2 separate regions of the Homo sapiens genome follow, and region 1 is linked to region 2. A link is an interaction called in ENCODE POLR2A ChIA-PET data of the cell type or tissue named here. Cell type or tissue: MCF 10A. All regions are shown on one strand. Each heading gives the region's core, and the rest is flanking DNA. Links, peaks and the distances in the headings are about the cores only. Region 1 overlaps MIR3945HG (MIR3945 host gene). Region 2 holds the start of LINC01093 (long intergenic non-protein coding RNA 1093).

Region 1 (8,331 bases), core at 224-8,223, 54 kb after region 2:
GTACATCTTTGTTAAATTTACTTCTAAGTATTTTAGAATTTTTATCTTAAGTGAAATTACTTTCTTAATTTCATTTTTGGTTTGCTCATTGCTACTGTATACAATACAATTAATATTTGTACATTGCTCTTAATCCTGTAACCTTGCCGGACCTTATTCATTTTAAGTTTGTTCTTTGAATATGTGAAACATTAAAAAGATTTTAAAAGCCAGAACTATACACAAAGGTATTGTCCTTGTAATTTTATATCTGATTGGAAGAATTCTCCACAGACTAGCTTCTGGCGATGTACTTTTCAAACCTTGTTTTTCTCCACTACCCATATATTTTCATGCGAATTCTGGGTACTAGGAGATACAGTCATACCACAGTATGACCTCTGGTCCTGGACTTTAGTGTCACAATGCTGTTTGAGTTAGTCAGTAAGCCATAGGAGTATTCCTGGAAGTCATTTCTACACTGGGGTGCCCAGTAATAACTTAACCATGTGTTGAAGTTACTGAAAACCACATCATTATAACCTACTCCACCAAAACTAAATATAGCTATAACTCAATTTCCCCTTAGCTGGGTCTCCAAAATGCCCAGTAACACCTGACGCAAGGGGATGTGATGGAAGGGAGGCTGAAGTGAAGGTACAGCAGACTTAACTAGTTGTAGTAAAGATACTTTACCTCTGAACATTTACGAAACATATGACCATGTGAACACAATTCTGGGTCCCCTCTGGGGCCTCGGAAGAAGGTGTCAGTGCTAGTGAGGGGCTCTAAAAGTGAAAACTTCATTAAATTCATTGCAAATCCACCTTTCTACTCCAATTCTCAGTTGTGTTCCTTTATTTGCAAAATACAAATAATATTTGCTTTGCCTATTTGAAAGGTTATTGTGATATATAATGAAATTTGTGTTTTTTTTAAATTTATATTATTATTTAATGCCTGATTAGAGTTTTTGTGTATTTCATGCGTTAAGAGTTTTACATGTATTTTCCAAAATTGGCTACAATAATACCTCCCTTCCCACATTCTCTTCTTATGGTGACTCTGACACTCCTCCACTGAGAGGACACTTTGCTCCCTCTCTTTGAATTTGGATGTCGTCTTGTGACCGCAGCAGAAGTGATACTATGACTCCAAGAGCTACGTCATAAGTGGCAATACAGCTTTCACTTGGCTCTCTTGAAATCAAACTGCTGTGAGGAAATTCAAGCCATAGAGAAGCCCACAAAAGGAACAGACAGCTCCCTCCAACTTCCCAGCCATGTGAGGGAGCCACTTTGAAAGTGGTCTCTCCAGGTCCCATTAAGCTGACAGGGTGGAACACAGACAAGCTGTAGATCCATGAGCAAAAGAAATGACTATTGTTGTTTTAAGCCTTTAGATTTTGGACTGGTGTATTATGCAGCAACTGATAACTGATACACCATCCCAGCTTTCCAGTGAAATCCCTCTCCACTCACGCCAAAATGAGCTTCCCCCTGTTCTGCAGTACACTTTGCAATTCCCCACCACTATGGCTTTCTCATGCCATCTCTTCCAGAATGTTTTCTGCCTACTGAAATACGACTTATCCTTAAAGTCCTCTCTCAAATGCTGCTTCCTCTCTAAAGCTTCTCTCACTGCCCCCGCCGGCTTTCCTATCTCCCTCTTCTGAAATCCTGGAGACCTTTGATTCTATCTTTTATACAGTACTTATTGCCAGGATTGAGATTTAGGATATTTATCAACTGACCCCTTCCTGGATTATCAGCCCTGGGAGCACTCTCTGCCTTGTGGCAAAGTTGGTTCCACACCTTTTCAGCTCCTCTTCTAGCCTAGAAGCACCTTAAGGGCAGGGTGCCTCATATATTTTTCCTCCATGCAAAACATAGGTTTTTGCACATAGTAAACTTCACACATCATCATCATTATTACTATTACTATTTTTGAGTCAAAGTCTCACTCTTGTCCCCCAGGCTGGAGTGCAATGACGCAATCTCTGCTCACTGCAACCTCCGCCTCCTGGGTTCAAGTGATTCTCCTGCCTCAGCCTCCCGAGTAGCTGGGACTACAGGCACATGCCACCACACCCAGCTAATTTTTGTATTTTTAGTAGAGACGGAGTTTCTTCATGTTGGCCAGGCTGGTCTCGAACTCCTGACCTCAGGTGATCCACCCATCTCGGCCTCCCAAAGTGCTGGGATTACAGGTGTGAGCTACCGCGCCCAGCCCATACATTATTTTATAAATAATTTGTTGGGACTTAAAGACGGAGAGATAATACTTAGGGGAGAAAGAAGATTAAACCTTTAAAATTATAAATTACTGAGAAATAAGATCATTTTTCTTAAACTGGGATTCTGAAGTCACAGTGTTTTTGATCTGGCAGCTTAGAGATCATTTAATTGGGTCTCACAATTTTTTTTTTTTTTTTGAGACGGAGTTTTGCTCTTGTTGCCCAGGCTGGAATGCAGTAGCGGGATCTCAGCTCACTGCAACCTCTGCCTCCCAGGTTCAAGCCATTTTTCTGCCTCAGCCTCCCGAGTAGCTAGGATTATGGGCATGGGCCACCATGCCCAGCTGATTTTTATATTTTTAGTAGAGACAGGGTTTCATCATGTTGGCCAGGCTGGTCTCAAACTCCTGACCTCGTGATCCTCTCTCCTCGGACTCCCAAAGTGCTGGGATTACAGGTGCGAGCCACCACGCCCGGTGATTCTTACATGTTTGTGTGCAAAACAATGCCTTGAGGAAGATGCGGGAGGGGCACACAGGTTCTGGAGTCCCCTTCCAGACATTCTGAACAGGCAGATCTGGGTGGGCTCATGCAGTCGCCTCCTTAACAAGCTGCCCACGTGGTGCTGATGTGGGTAGTCTGAGGCCCACGGTGTCAGAAGCCCTGGTTATTCAGGCTCCTGAATGGTGACTGGTTTGTCCCCTCCTGCTGGAGTCATGTGTCCTCTGAACTGGCCATGGAGCAGAAGAGGTTGCATGGCCAGAAGGAAAGGAAAACTGGTGAGGAGAGCCACAGCTTTGGGGCTGGATTTGAAGGAGAAATCACTGCTTTCATCCTTGGGTGGTGGTAAAAGCACCTCTTCCTTCGGGGCTGTCCTCAGGTGGGGTGATCTGCTTCTTCACAGCTGGTCATTGTTAATGGTGTGAATCACTCAATTCTGGTTAGGCCTCCACCCTTGGCTACCTGGTTCCCACTAATCCCACGTCTAATTTCATTTGCTCCCAGCCCCAGGGCCATGCTGAGATTCTAACACTAGATCATCTACTGCCACCCGTTTTTCCTGCATAAAATTTACCTTGCTCTGTAACCTTCATCTATTTAGAAATAAACCCATGAAGTCTTTCTGGTTTATTTTTCCAGCTCCTGTCTCCCCATCCCCTAGAATCGTTGACAAAATGAGTGACACTGCCCTGGGATCTGGGTCTCTGGTTGAGGCCTTGGAGCTACTGCCTCTGCCTGTGAACTCACCCATCATCGCTAACAGGTTGCTCCACAGCCTACAGATCTCAATATTTCGCTAGCACAAAACCCAAGCGGCCAGGCACGGTGGCTCACGCCTGTAATCCCAGCACTTTGGGAGGCCGAGGCGGGTGGATCACTTGAGGTCAGGAGTTCGAGACCAGCCTGACCAACATGGAGAAACCCCGTCTCTACTAAAAATACAAAATTAGCCGGGCGTGGTGACACGTGCCCGTAATCCCAGCTACTTGGGAGGCTGAGGCAGGAGAATTGCTTGAACACCGGGGGTGGAGGTTGTGGTGAGCCGAGATTGCACCACTGCACTCCAGTCTGGGAGACAGAGAGAGACCCCATCTCAAAAGAAAAAAAAAAAAAAAGACCAAGGGACTTCCGGGAACTAAAACATCTCAGCCCTTTCATCGCCAGTGTCTTCATCTTACAAGCAGAAAAGGAAAAAAAGCAGTGGGAAGCAGTAAGAAGCTACCGCTGACTCACTATGAATTACTGCTGACTTTGAATTATTTAGCAGCTGTGGAAAAGCCATCTTTTGTTTAAAAAAAAAATAGGGTTTTCTGAAATGCTTTTTATTTTTTTATTTGTATAAATACCTGCCCAGAACAGTCAAGTCAACTGACATCTGCTAAATGACTGAGACACTGTGGAATTTGTATACTGGCATGGTGTGCAGTTTCGTGCAAGTATAACCACAGAGACAGACAAATCTCTATCATTGCCACAGACTGCTTATAGCAAAATTCCAGAGCTCCTGTCATTGGTCTTTAATAGTTGTGCTTTGTTGCTTTTGTTACCACGTGTGCATTTGTGTCAACATTATACAAAGCACTCTTTCTCACAAGAGCTAGTTTCACTCTACAACCATACTGTAAGACAGGTATTGTTTTAAGATCAAGAAACCAAGGCTCTGAGAGGTTTAGTGACTCACCTAAGATCATGAACTAATAATAAGTGACGGATCAGGGACTTGACCTGGGACATTGATGCCAATTCCAGGGCACCTTCCACCGTGTCATATGGCACTTGCTCTACATATGTGCCAGGCAGCACCCGCATGGCTTTTCCTCATGAAACAACGTGGACCCAGGCCTACACAGCAGTTGTGAGAAAGTGCCTCCAGCTGGGAGCGCATCTGGCCCAGGGCACCAGCTGCCACTCCATGCTCTGAATCCATCCTGGCCTGTGCTGAGACCCCCCCTTTCCATGGGCTGCTCCCCACCCGTGATGGGGCATGGCAGGGGCACTAGGCAGCCCCCTTCCTGAGAGACATGGGGCTCCTCTGCCTAGAATGTTGTCTCAGCACTTCTCTTCTGCCTTGCTGAACTTTCCCTAGAGCCAAGGAGGCCTCCATACAACCTTTCCTCTCCTTCATTTGGAGTCAGACTTGCACTGCAGTCTAATGGTCATCCCACTTTTTTCCAGCTCCCTGATAAAATCTATGGCTTCTGCTTCTTGGAGGACCCAGATTATCACAGCTTATCTCATTCCTTTGCAGCAGATGCCCCTGCAGGCCATCTCTCCAGGCTCAGGAACCTAAAGAAGAATCTACCCAGATGTGGTGGCTCACACCTGTGATCCCACCACTTTGGGAGGCTGAGGCAAGAGGATCACTTGAGCCCAGGAGTTGGAGACCAACGTAGGCAATACAGCAAGACTCCCATCTCTACAAAAAAAAAAAAGAAAGAAAGAAAGAAAGAAAAGAAATTAGCTGGCTGTGGTGCTGCACATTTGTAATACCAGCTACTCTAGAGGCTGAGGCTGGAGGATCACTTGAGCCGAGGAGTGAGCTATGACCACACCATTGCATTTCAGCCTCAGTGACAGAGCAAGGCCCTGCCTCAAAAAAAAAAAAAAAAAAAGAAAAGAATAAGATAAAATAAATAATACAGGAGAACCTAGTGCTCAGGTTCTCTAGTGAAGAGGAAGGCAAAAGATAGAAAGGTCAGACAAACTTAAACATGCATTCCAAGATCGGCCTGGGTCCGCCCGTAGACATGAAGGAATCTTCTGGTGGAAAGTTAGGCAGGGAAACGGACACTGCTATGAGCATGTCTTCCTGGGCAGCTTGCGATGGTCAGGAGGAGGTGGTTGTTCCTCAGCAGCGGTGCTTCCGATGAAGCCCCATGTTGTAGTGGAAGACAAGCCATTCCTGTCTGACCTTCTGTGCCGCGCCTAGGCTTCCAAAAGCTGCTATCGCCAAGATCCATTTCCGTTCACCTTTAAACTGCTTGTTATGGGGAGGAGTCAGCCAGCCATGATGCATACTTGTTACAGAAAGAAACGCCCACGTTGAGCTCTCCTGATAAGAAGAGAGAGCATTCGTCATTGTCTGTATCTGTCATCTGAAGAAGGAACCAATGTCAAAAATCCCACACATTCTCCTCCCGCAAGTCACAGAGTAAGCCTCCCATTCTTGAGCTCGTTCATTCACCAAACACATTCTGATCTCTCCTGTGCCCAGGCGGTGGGATTCAGAGAAGAAGTGCTGCCTAGTAGTCAGCACCCAGTGCCAGGAAAACAGGACAAGGGGAGTTGTCGGGGGAGACACCAGGATTGAAGTTGCTTTTACTAAAAAACATTTTTTTTATCTTGTTAACAAATATATTTACCATGGTACATGGTGGCAATGCTCTCAGTTTTAAAACACAGCAATTATCTTCCAGTGGTCACTAATTAATCCAGGTGTGGCTAGGAACAGCTGGATACTGATCTGTGTGATGATGGCACCTCTATCATCAGGCTGCCATTGCTGGCACTTTGGGCAAGGTGGACTGGGGTTCTGCTCTGGGGCTGTGTGCCCAAGGTTTACACCTCACTATTTTACAGCACACTGGAGCTCCCAACAGTCCCCGAAGGTCTGGAGATCACCAATGGGCAGGAGAGAAGGGAGGGGTTTAGACATCAGGGAGCCAAGTTCTACAGCATCTTCTAGATCCAGGCTATCGAGCACTTGAAATGCGGCTAAGTCTGAATTGAGATGTGCTGTGTGTAAGAGACACAACAGATTTTGAAGACAGTATGAGAAAAAGAACATAAAATATCTCAGTAATTTTATATTGATTACATGTTGAAATGATACTAATTTTTGATATACTGGGTTAAATAAAATAGATTATTAAAATTAACTTCATCTCTTTCTTTTGACCTTTTCAACATGGCCATTAGAAAATTCAGCTTACGTAGTAGGCTCACTTTCTACTGCACAGCCCTGGATGTCAAACTCAATGAGAGCGGTGTCTGTACCTGTATCTGCTCATCCAGTCCATAAAAGTCAGCACAGTACCTAGCACTGAAAGTACTCCATAAATATTTGAGGGATGGACAAAAGTACAAGTGAACAAATAGCATCTGCTCCTCATTTCTGGTAAGTCAAGGAGCAGTTCTACCCTCTCCTTATCTTAAACTAATGCCTGAGAAGGAGGTGGGAGATTTACAAAAATCCATCTCCCAAATTTGAATCTTCAGCCCTGAACTCCCCTGAGATGTATATCTGACTGCCTACTTGCAAACTCCACTTAGATGAGTAATAGACATCTCAAACTTCACATCTCCAAAGCAGAATTTTTTATTTTCCCCGCAAACTGGCTCCTACCTAAGTCTTTTTCATCTTAATAGATGGCGCCATGATCCATCTGTTTTTTTTCAGGGCAAATACCTAGAAGTCATTCTTGAGTCCTCTAGTTTCCTACTCTTCTTCCCCCATGATCACCACCACCCAATCCCATCCATTCAAGAAACAGTCCTATTGCTCATGCCTGTAATCCCAGCACTTTGGGAGGCCGAGGCAGGTGGATCGCTTGAGATCAGGAGTTCGAGACCAGCCTGGTCAACATGGTGAAACCCTGTCTCTACTAAAATACAAAAAAATGAGCTGGGCATGGTGGCATGTGCCTGAAATCCCAGCTACTCGGGAGGCTGAGGCACGAGAATCACTTGAACCCAGGAGGCGGAGGTTGCAGTGAGCCGAGATCATGCTACTGCACTCCAGCCTGGGTGACAGAGTGAGACTCTGTCTTAAAAAAGAAGAAGAAGAAGAAGAAAGAAAAGAAAAGAAAAGAGAAAAGAAAAGAAAAGAAACAGTCCCATTGCAACATCCATTGCTACTACATCCACTTTTTCCACTGTCACTGTTATCACCTAGGGATAAGCCCCCTTCATCTCTCACGTGCATTATTTCTGACTGTCCAGGTGATGCTGCCACCACTATCAGAATTCTGTAAGCCGTTATTACCTTTCTGATAAAGACAAAAGCATGGATGCTATGAACTGCATGGCAAGATGACTTTGATCCGCATGTAACAGATGCACTTCCACAGAGACACCACTGTGGGAGGGAAACAGCTGGAGGCAGTCCTCTAAATATACACCTGCCTTCGGGCAAGTCTTCACTTGGCTGGTCCAGACAGAAATTTACCCTCTTTATAAAGCCCTCCACAGATGTGGGGTCCAGAGACAGGCATGCCCAGGCTTTGACTAGACCATTCATTGGCTGCATAGCCTTCCCCACAGGGTGGGTACAATAGCGGGTACAATAACGACAGCAAGCATCACTTTCCACCCCAGGGCTTTTCCTGCTGCCTTTGGGGACCTCCCCAACAGCATTCTCCAGTTCAGAAGCAAGCAAAGCAGAACCCTCATCCCTACTTAGAACATACAAAACAAAAAATAGCCTTCTGCAGGATCACAGAAAAACGAAGGAGAAATCAAAGATGATGGAACTACCTCACAGACACACTTTCCTGATTTGGTTATTTAATGAGTTTGTATTGCTACAGAATTGCAGAGGAAATTAACTTAGCTTACAAGAAGACGGAGGACTAGGAGCCTGAATGTTTCACGTGAGGCCTTTGCCCACAAGAGCA
Region 2 (8,331 bases), core at 205-8,204:
AGTTTCCCAAGTGTACATTTAAAAATTGTTGCTTAAGTGTATGCATATTTTCCAAATATTATATATGTTTTCAAGCTAGTCTGCAAAGGTGAATGCAAGTATTGGGAATAGCCCCAATAAAGTGACTTTCAAAATAAGTCACCCCAAAGTTAGGAACCTAAGAAACAACCCAGCAGTCCTAAATCCAGCCACTTCCAAATTCTTTTTAAAATTTTTTTGTTTTGCCATTTTGTGTTTATAAGCTATAGCTCCTTCCAAATTCTGATGAAAATAGCGATGAAGACAAAAAGAGAATGCTGTCTGACAAGTTGCAGGTGAGAAAAACTGAGTGCAGCAAAGTCCCCAGCGGAGCCGCTGAGGGATTGTGCAGACAAGAGATGCTGTTCTTCACACTCCTGGATTGGTATCCACGGTCCTGCCTCTGCTGGGGCCGTGAGCAAGCGTGGGACGGTGAGCATTGCCAGGAGCATCTGCGGTGCTTTCTGCAACTTCTCTCCCACCTTGCCTCCTTGCGCTGAGGCTCTCTGGCACTTTCAGAGACCAGCAGCTGCTGAAATGTCCTGTTCTAAGAGGACCTGTTCACAAGTGGCTGTGTAGGCCGATGCCAGAGGTGGTGATAGTTGACAAAGTTCTAGACTCAGCCCTGCCACTACCACTCAGTGATTTTAGGGAACTGCAGGCCTTGCCATGCCTCCGTTTTCTCAACAGCCAAATGAGGATAACAATACCTGTTCTTCCTTCGTATGAAACAACTATGAAAGACAAATGTGACAATGGCAACGGCATCACTTGATGGTTACAAGTGTTGCCTATTTTCCAAAACCCATTATTACATCCTCTGGTAACAGAAGTGGAGAATTATGAATAGCGATTTATTCATTGTAAGTTAAAAAATGTCTCATACTCTTTTCTTTCTTCTAACAGATGATTCATACCTCACCTCTATCACTACCTATCTTCATGTTTCTCTTTCTGGTATGAGGTCTTGTGCATTAGCCTAATAGTTATCTAATTCCTGGGCCAAAGATCTAAGGTTGGAGGTCAGTGGAACAAATTCAGCTTGCCAACAAAATTGGTTTCAACTCACATGGTGTGGCTGTTATGTTTCAAAACTTGAACTAGCAGAAAACAAAAATTCAGATTTCCAGCTTCGTTCAAAATTTCAAAAATCTGGTTCCACTCCTATATGGCAAGAGTTAGCTGGTGTAGAATGGCAGCTACCCCCTTTAGGTAGGGCACATGAGCTTGAGTTTTCCGCAGTCACCATCATTCCCTATTGCAGCCCTCTCACTGATGCCAAGTGTTCATTGTAGTTTCTCATCTATACTTGCAAATCCATTCTGTTCTTTTAAATTGCCTGACCTCCCCCTGCCCCAGAGTCTTTTAAATCTGTCATCTCCTATTTTTAAAAGTGTCAGATTCATGTACTGGCCAGTGAACCCAAAAGCCTATGTTCTTAGGTGGCACTAAGAACGGGTGGTACCCCAGTGCTCTTTACTGTTTGAGTTGGCTCAGGAACTAGGATTTGTAGGCCCGAAGGACTAATCGGTCTTTAAGACTCAGCTCTGAGATCTCCTCAGATATCCTGGTTGTATAACACAATATACATGTTGGTTGTGTCTATGAGTTGACAGGGCTCTAAAGCATTCATCACACGAATGTCTTTGAGGCCAATGCTGTCCTAGGAGTTTCTCGAATCTTGCTTGGTTTCCTTGTCTGTATCACCACTGATCATAATGAATGCCCTCGTCTTACCCCTGGAAAATTGCATCAGTGGTTTTGGTCTTTTTGTCTCATCTCTTTCTTCTCCAGTCCACTACTTTACTGGAACCAAAGTTAATCTTCCTGGGTTCCAGTAAAATATAATCTGCTCTCTCCTTCATTTATAAACCCCAAATCATTCCTAAAGAATGAAGTCCAAGGTCCCTATGAAAGACCGTCCTCCATCTAACCCTAAACCACTGCTCTGTCCCATCTTCCTCATACCCTGGCTTCCTCCCAGTTCTCCACATGCACCATGGCCTGCCCAGCGGGGCAGCCTGCACCATCCAGCACCTTAGTTTAGAGTGTGCTACGGTAGCCCTCAGACCTCTGCATTTCAAAGGTCAGTACCTTTTTTAAAAAATGTGGGAAACGTGATGTTTTTATTAGGCTAAGTAAGAGAGAATGTAAATGATAACATAGATGGTATCATCTATATTCAGCTTGATTTCATAAGAGAAAGAAAAACAGCAACCCTCCAAAAGTAGAAAGTACATCATCCGAAACCTAAGTTCCTTTCAATTGGATAAATTTAGCTTTTTGAAAAGCTTCCTACCTGGTCTTTATTTTTCTCATGTCCTTTCAGACCAGTGAAAACGTAACCACTGGCATCTGTCCTGGGCTTGCTTTTGAGACACACGAACCTATCCATCTTTTTCATTCTAGAAAATTCTCACCCATCCTTCAAGATCAGTTCTTGAGTGAAGTATTTGCTGACTCCTGAGGCAGAGGTAGTCGCTATCCCTTTGTGTATCTCCTTGTTACGACAAAACATATATCGATTTTTGATGGTGATTTCTTGGTCACATGGAACATGGAATCACTAAAGCCCCTTCAAAATCCTCTTAAGCTGGCCGGGCAGAGGGGTTCACACCTGGAATCCCAGCACTTTGGGAGGCCGAGGCCATGGATCACTGGAGGTTAGGAGTTCAAGACCAGCCTGACCAACATGGTGAAACCCCCGTCTCTACTAAAAATACAAAAATTAGTTGGGCATGATGGCAGTTGCCTGTAATCCCAGCTACTTGGGAGGCTGAGGCAGGAGAATCGCTTGACCCCAGGAGGTGGAGGTTGCAGAAAGCTGAGATTGCACCACTGCACTCCAGCCTGGGTGACAGAGCCAGACTCTGTCTCAAAAAAAAAAAAAAAAAAAAAATCCTCGGGCGGTGGGCAGTGGCTCGTGCCTGTAATCCCAGCACTTTGGAAGGCCGAGGAGGGCAGATCACCTGAGGTCAGGAGTTCGAGACCAGCCTGACCAACATGGTGAAACCCCATCTCTACTAAAAATACAAAAATTAGCCAGGCATGGTGGCACGTGCCTGTAATCCCAGCCACTCAGGAGGCTGAGGCAGGAAAATGGCTTGAACCTGGGAGGCAGAGGTTGCAGTGAGCCGAGATTGCACCACTGCACTCCAGCCTGGGCGACAGAGTGAAACCCCATCTCAAAAAATAAAAAAATCCTCTTAAATAGCCTCTCTTCTCCCACATTTCCATTCCCTATGGCAGCTGCTCTTCCCTCTATTTCTCTTTAAAAAACATCTTTGGGCCAGGCACAGTGGCTCATGCCTGTAATTCCAGCACTTTGGGAGGCTGAAGTAGGTGAATCACTTGACCCCAGTAGGAGGAGTTTGTAGTGAGCCGAGATTGCACCACTACACTCTAGCCTGGGCAACAGAGCAAGATCCGTCTCAAAACAAAAACAAAAACAAAAAAAGCAAAACGTCTTCAGCCCTTCTGGGCACACTTCTACGTCCCCGCTACCCAAAACTGCACTGGTGCACTGGAAGAGAGTTCAGTGAAAGCTACATCTGTCCTCAGCCCAAACGATAAGCCACGGTGCCTGAGCCATGCCCTCATCCAGCATGACAGTGAGCTTTCTAGCCGAAGTCTGTGGTCCCAAGTCAACGATGAGGGACTCATAGCAGAAAGATCTGAGGCCTTGCACATACGCACGTTTTAAAAACAATGAAACAATGAATAAAAGTTCTGTAGTGACGGCCAGTAGTGACAGTCCATGAGGGGACATCCTGGTACTTTCCCCTGTTTCATACTTTTCCTGTTACTATAACCATAGTCTCTACCTTCTCTAGAAAGATGACTAAAACATGTTTAGGACACCTGGGCAGCTGTACTGAGATACCAGCATGTGGCAATCCAGCCATTATGGGAGCTGCACTACTAAAGCACAGGTGCGTCCTGCCCATTCTTAAGCCCAATTAGGAGGCAGGGGTCTTTGATGGTGGAACAGAGTGGACCCTGCTGTGCATGATGTACCCAGGCTGTGTCAACTGCATTTGTGGCTTGTCCCATGACCCTTTGGCCCATGCTGCTGTGAGGGTGGCTGTTGGTCAGGGTTGAGAGGCCAGAGAGGAGTGGGCAGGCAGCTTCAGGCCCCACGTTGGTGTTGGCCTGGGCACCTGTTGGATCAACACAATAACTGTACCCTGGAGTTCCTGGAAGCTGCCTTCTGCTCAGCCAGGCCTGCTTGTGGGCGGAGCCCATGCCAGCTACATGTGTCAAGGAAGCCACAGCTTGGCTAGTGAGCAATGCAATTCTGGGAATGTTCAGGCTCTCTCTGTTCTTTCCTCTCTTGCAAACCATGGGCACCCTTGGGTCCCTTGGGGTCACTATGTTACACCTGCTTTTTATCTGTCTGGGCAAGAGCTGCTCAAGCCACACCTTGTGACACTGAGGTAAGAGCAGAACGTTGCAGAGTGTGCAGGCTGGAGTGTGTGCTAAGGCTCTGTGTGCTGATTACTCCTTGTGTGTCTCATTGCTTACAGGATTTTTTTTTTTGAGACAGGGTCTCACTGTGTCACCCAGGCTGGAGTGCAGTGGTGTGAACATAGCTCACTGCAGCCTCGGACTCCTGACCTCAAGCAATCCTCCCGCCTTAGCCTTCCAGGTGCTTGAGATGAGAAACAGACTTTTTTTCCTTTGAGAATTCATTATTTCTCCCCTTGGGCTGTTTGTTCAAACCCACACAGGAGCAGGAACATTGCTTTCGATTGCCAAAGAAATGACATAATGATGCCAATGATTAAAATGTCAAGAACACAGTGTCTTGGGCTGAGATGGTAAAGGCAGCATTCAGGCAGTGATGATCTGGGGTGATAGGAGTGGCTGTGGGGAGACGGAGGCCTCCCTTCTTGTAGGATGGGACTCGGTCTTTCCTCTGCCTCATTGCTATTATTGTCTTGTTTTATTTTTGCTTTTGTTTGTTTGGGTAGGTGAAAAGGCAGGTCGGGTGAAGAAGAGCAGGATGTTTCATTTTTATCAAGCATCACCTGATTCAAAATGTAGCCACTGAAAAGAAGCCATCGTTTTTGGCCTGCGTCTCTGAGGATAAGATAGTGCGTGGGTGATGGATGCAGCCCAGGTGGGAGCTGTCTGCAAATAACCCAGCTGCTTCCTGTGGCCCTGGTCATCCTGCTGCCCTCAGCTTCTCCCACGGAGGCCACCTGCCCCCCTAACACTGAGCTGCTCACCTAGTCCAGCCACCAGCGACGGCCCCTGGCCTTTGACGTGTCTGTTCTCTCCTCTCTCACTCCACCACCACTAGCTTCCAGGGATCTCCAGCCTGTATAGAAACTTCTCACTACGCTCTGCTCTCGCCCTTTTAGCAGTCTCCTTATGCTGCTGACTCCACCTCCCAGGCAAATCATTCTAATTTAATTCTTTACAAGTATTCTCCCTCCTGGAGTGCTGGGCTCCACCACGGGGGCAATCAAGGCACATCACCCACAGCTTTCCAGACACCCACAGCCTTCCTGTCCTGCTGTGAGCGTGGCTCCTTCAGCCTTCTTCCTTCTTCGCCTGTGGGGAGTCAGACATTCGCCAACCTCGTGCTCAATCCCTGCCTCTGTCCAGGCCTGCTAAGCCCATAAGACATATCTGCATGTGTCAGAATATGTGCAAGCTTTCGACAGGATCCCCGTTTCTCCCCATGGAGCTTTTGGCAAATGAAGGGTGTGGTTCAGCAGCTGGTCTGATGTCCCTTAAGCTCCCCCACACCAGCACACCAGGACTGTCTCTGTCTCCACATTCCAGCATATCTGGGTCTCAGCTTTGACACAATCAGACACTGTTGCTGAAGTTTTTATGTTTATATGACAGAAGAAACTGTCACCCCTCCCCTGCCCCCCGCCCCCACCCACCTGTTATAAGAAAGAGCTCCAAGGTCTTGAGACCACACGCAGGGGATGGGAAAGCTGACATTAAAGGGGAATGAGGTCTTTCTGTGATTCCAGCAGCCTCAGGAGGACAACGTCAGAAACCAAAAGCTCCTCTGCCCAGGGATGGGGACCCGCCGACTTCAAGGGCAGAACAGGTGCCTGGCTAGTGGGGGAGTTCCCCAATGTGGATTTAAACTGTAGTGTCTTCAGAGAACATAACCAACATTTGTCTTTAGGAGATGTGTTTGTTTGAGTAGATCAGCTATGAAAATACCCAGCCGGCCTGCAGCCCTCCCGGCAGATGCTGAAAAGGAAACCCGACTGGGAGATGCCGCCCACCCTTATCCCCAGAGAGCTGCGTTGTTTCCTCTTGCCTTGGCCTTTGGATCCGGCCATAGCAAGCATCCCTGGGCACCTGGCTGAAGCTGGAAACTCGGGATAAGAATGGAAGCCCTGGAAGGGAAGAAGAACCGAGGAGTGAGCTTGCCCTGTGAGGAGGGGTGGAGCTCTTCAGAGGTTGGGGGTGAACTTACGAGACACCTGAGGAAATGGAGGCTGTGCTGGAATAGGGGAGCCTGGATGAAAATCAGAGAATGAGAAGGCTGGGTTCAGAAGGGTGGGAAAGTCCCCGGGCGTCCCCCTCGAGGGGGATGAGGTCATCCAAGGCCACGAGGAGGACCAAGCCTTTAGGCAGAACCTTAGTATTTACCCTCCTGTGTTGTAATTCTGCCTCATTGTGGCTTTCTAAAATTGCGGAAAGATGTACATAAGAGTTACCATTTTAGCCATTTTCAAGTATACAATTCAGTGGCAGTAAGCACATTCACGATGTTGTGCAACCATTACCCCACTGATTTCCAGAACATTTCATCATTCCAAACACAAACTCCGTACCCATTAAGCAATATTCCCCTTTCCCCCAACCCCTGCAGCCCCTGGCGACCTCTGCTCTACTTTTTCTCTTTGAATTTGACTACTCTAGGTATCTCAGATACTCAGGTAAAGGGAATCATATAATGTTTTTCCTTTTGTATTTGGCTTATTTCACTTAGCATGTTTTCAAGGTTCATTCACGGTGTAGAATATATCCAAATGGCATTCCTTTTAAAGGCTGAATAGTATTCCATTTTATGTAGATGCTACCTGACAGTCAATGAATGGGCTCGCTGCCATATGTGCATAGAAACCCATACTGTGGCTTTTTTTTTTTTTTTTTTTTGGAGTCAGTGTCTTGCTCTGTCGCTCAGGCTGGAGTGCAGTGGCATGATCTCGGCTCATTGCAACCTCCACCTCACAGGGTTTAAGCGATTCTCATGCCTCAGCCTCTCAAGTAGCTGGGACTACAGAGGCACACCATCATGCCTGGGTAATTTTTATATTTTTAGTAGAGACGGGGTTTCGCCATGTTGGCCAGGCTGGTCTCACACTCTGACCTCAGGTGATCCACCCACCTCAGCCTCCCAAAGTGCTGGGATTACAGGCCTGAGCCACCACACCTGGCCTGATTTACAGTATTTGAAATCAAATCCGTCCTCAGCGTTTCTCCAAGGGGATCAGAGCAGGGCACTCAGCAACATGCTTCCTTTAGGTGTGTTGCAGAAGCTTAGCTACTGACATGACGCTCTCTCCTGTTGCATTTAAAACTGGAAACAACTGAAATGGTCAGCAACATGAGACGGCTGGGGAAATCATGGTCCATTTCTATCAGCCTTCACCAATAATGTCCTTCAAGATTTTTCAGTGAGATGGTCAAAGATCTCATGATATAAAATTGAATACAAAAAAAGCAGATGACAAAAGACATATACAATGTTATACATTTGTAATACATCTTAATACATCTCTTTCCTACACACACACACACACACACACACACACACACACACACACATATATATATATATATATACATGCAGGAAATGATAGTGCATTGTGGTGAGATATATGTATATATATAAAAGCAGGAAAGAGATGTGTGAAGTATAGTTTGTCTCTGGAAGATGGGGTGAGGAATAGTTTTTATCTTTTCTACATTTTTCATAATTTTTTTACAGTAAGCATACATTATTTGCATAATCAGAAAAAAAGCACTATACATGTGGAAATGGCAGGTATGCATGCATACATCCAGCACTATTCCATCTGGCCAGAGAATCCTGTGTCATCTCCTCACATTCATCTCTGGGTGGTCACCCATGTCAGGACCGTGACTGGCCCATGAAAGAGCCAAAAAGAATCCTCAGAAAATATCTACTCACTAAATTCTCTGCATGACCTAGTCTCAGGAAGGAAAGGGTGGAATCTTGTTACCATATTAGCAAGAGTGGCTGTGCACATGCTTTCAGGGAAGAACTTCCCTATTATGACACTATTTTTAAAAACAGGCTTTCCCGTG

The links. ChIA-PET counts read pairs that join two places held together with the same protein. Peaks named below come from ENCODE experiments on the same cell type or tissue, not always from the same donor. Only the 100,000 strongest peaks of a DNase experiment are listed, where the experiment ranks them.
Region 1: POLR2A ChIA-PET joins it to region 2 with 14 read pairs; 3 of 35 experiments call an interaction of 5 or more read pairs at or near these places.

What each region holds. Positions count from the first base shown.
Region 1 is chr4:184,841,559-184,849,889 of GRCh38, reverse strand. It overlaps MIR3945HG (MIR3945 host gene), which reads left to right. Exons shown (of 3, transcript NR_132989.1): 3 at 4,965-6,594. It overlaps LOC105377587 (a long non-coding RNA gene), which reads right to left. Exons shown (of 3, transcript XR_939564.4): 3 at 5,684-5,768. Among named protein-coding and RNA genes, the nearest start is that of MIR3945, 5.4 kb to the left of the region's middle. RefSeq lists a silencer at 399-468. In MCF 10A, for the core only: no CTCF peak of the experiment used is centred there; a DNase peak (open chromatin) is centred at 4,229.
Region 2 is chr4:184,895,430-184,903,760 of GRCh38, reverse strand. It overlaps LINC01093 (long intergenic non-protein coding RNA 1093), which reads left to right and starts at 4,300. Exons shown (of 2, transcript NR_039977.1): 1 at 4,300-4,454. RefSeq lists an enhancer at 6,353-6,642. In MCF 10A, for the core only: no CTCF peak of the experiment used is centred there; DNase peaks (open chromatin) are centred at 4,310, 4,770 and 6,640.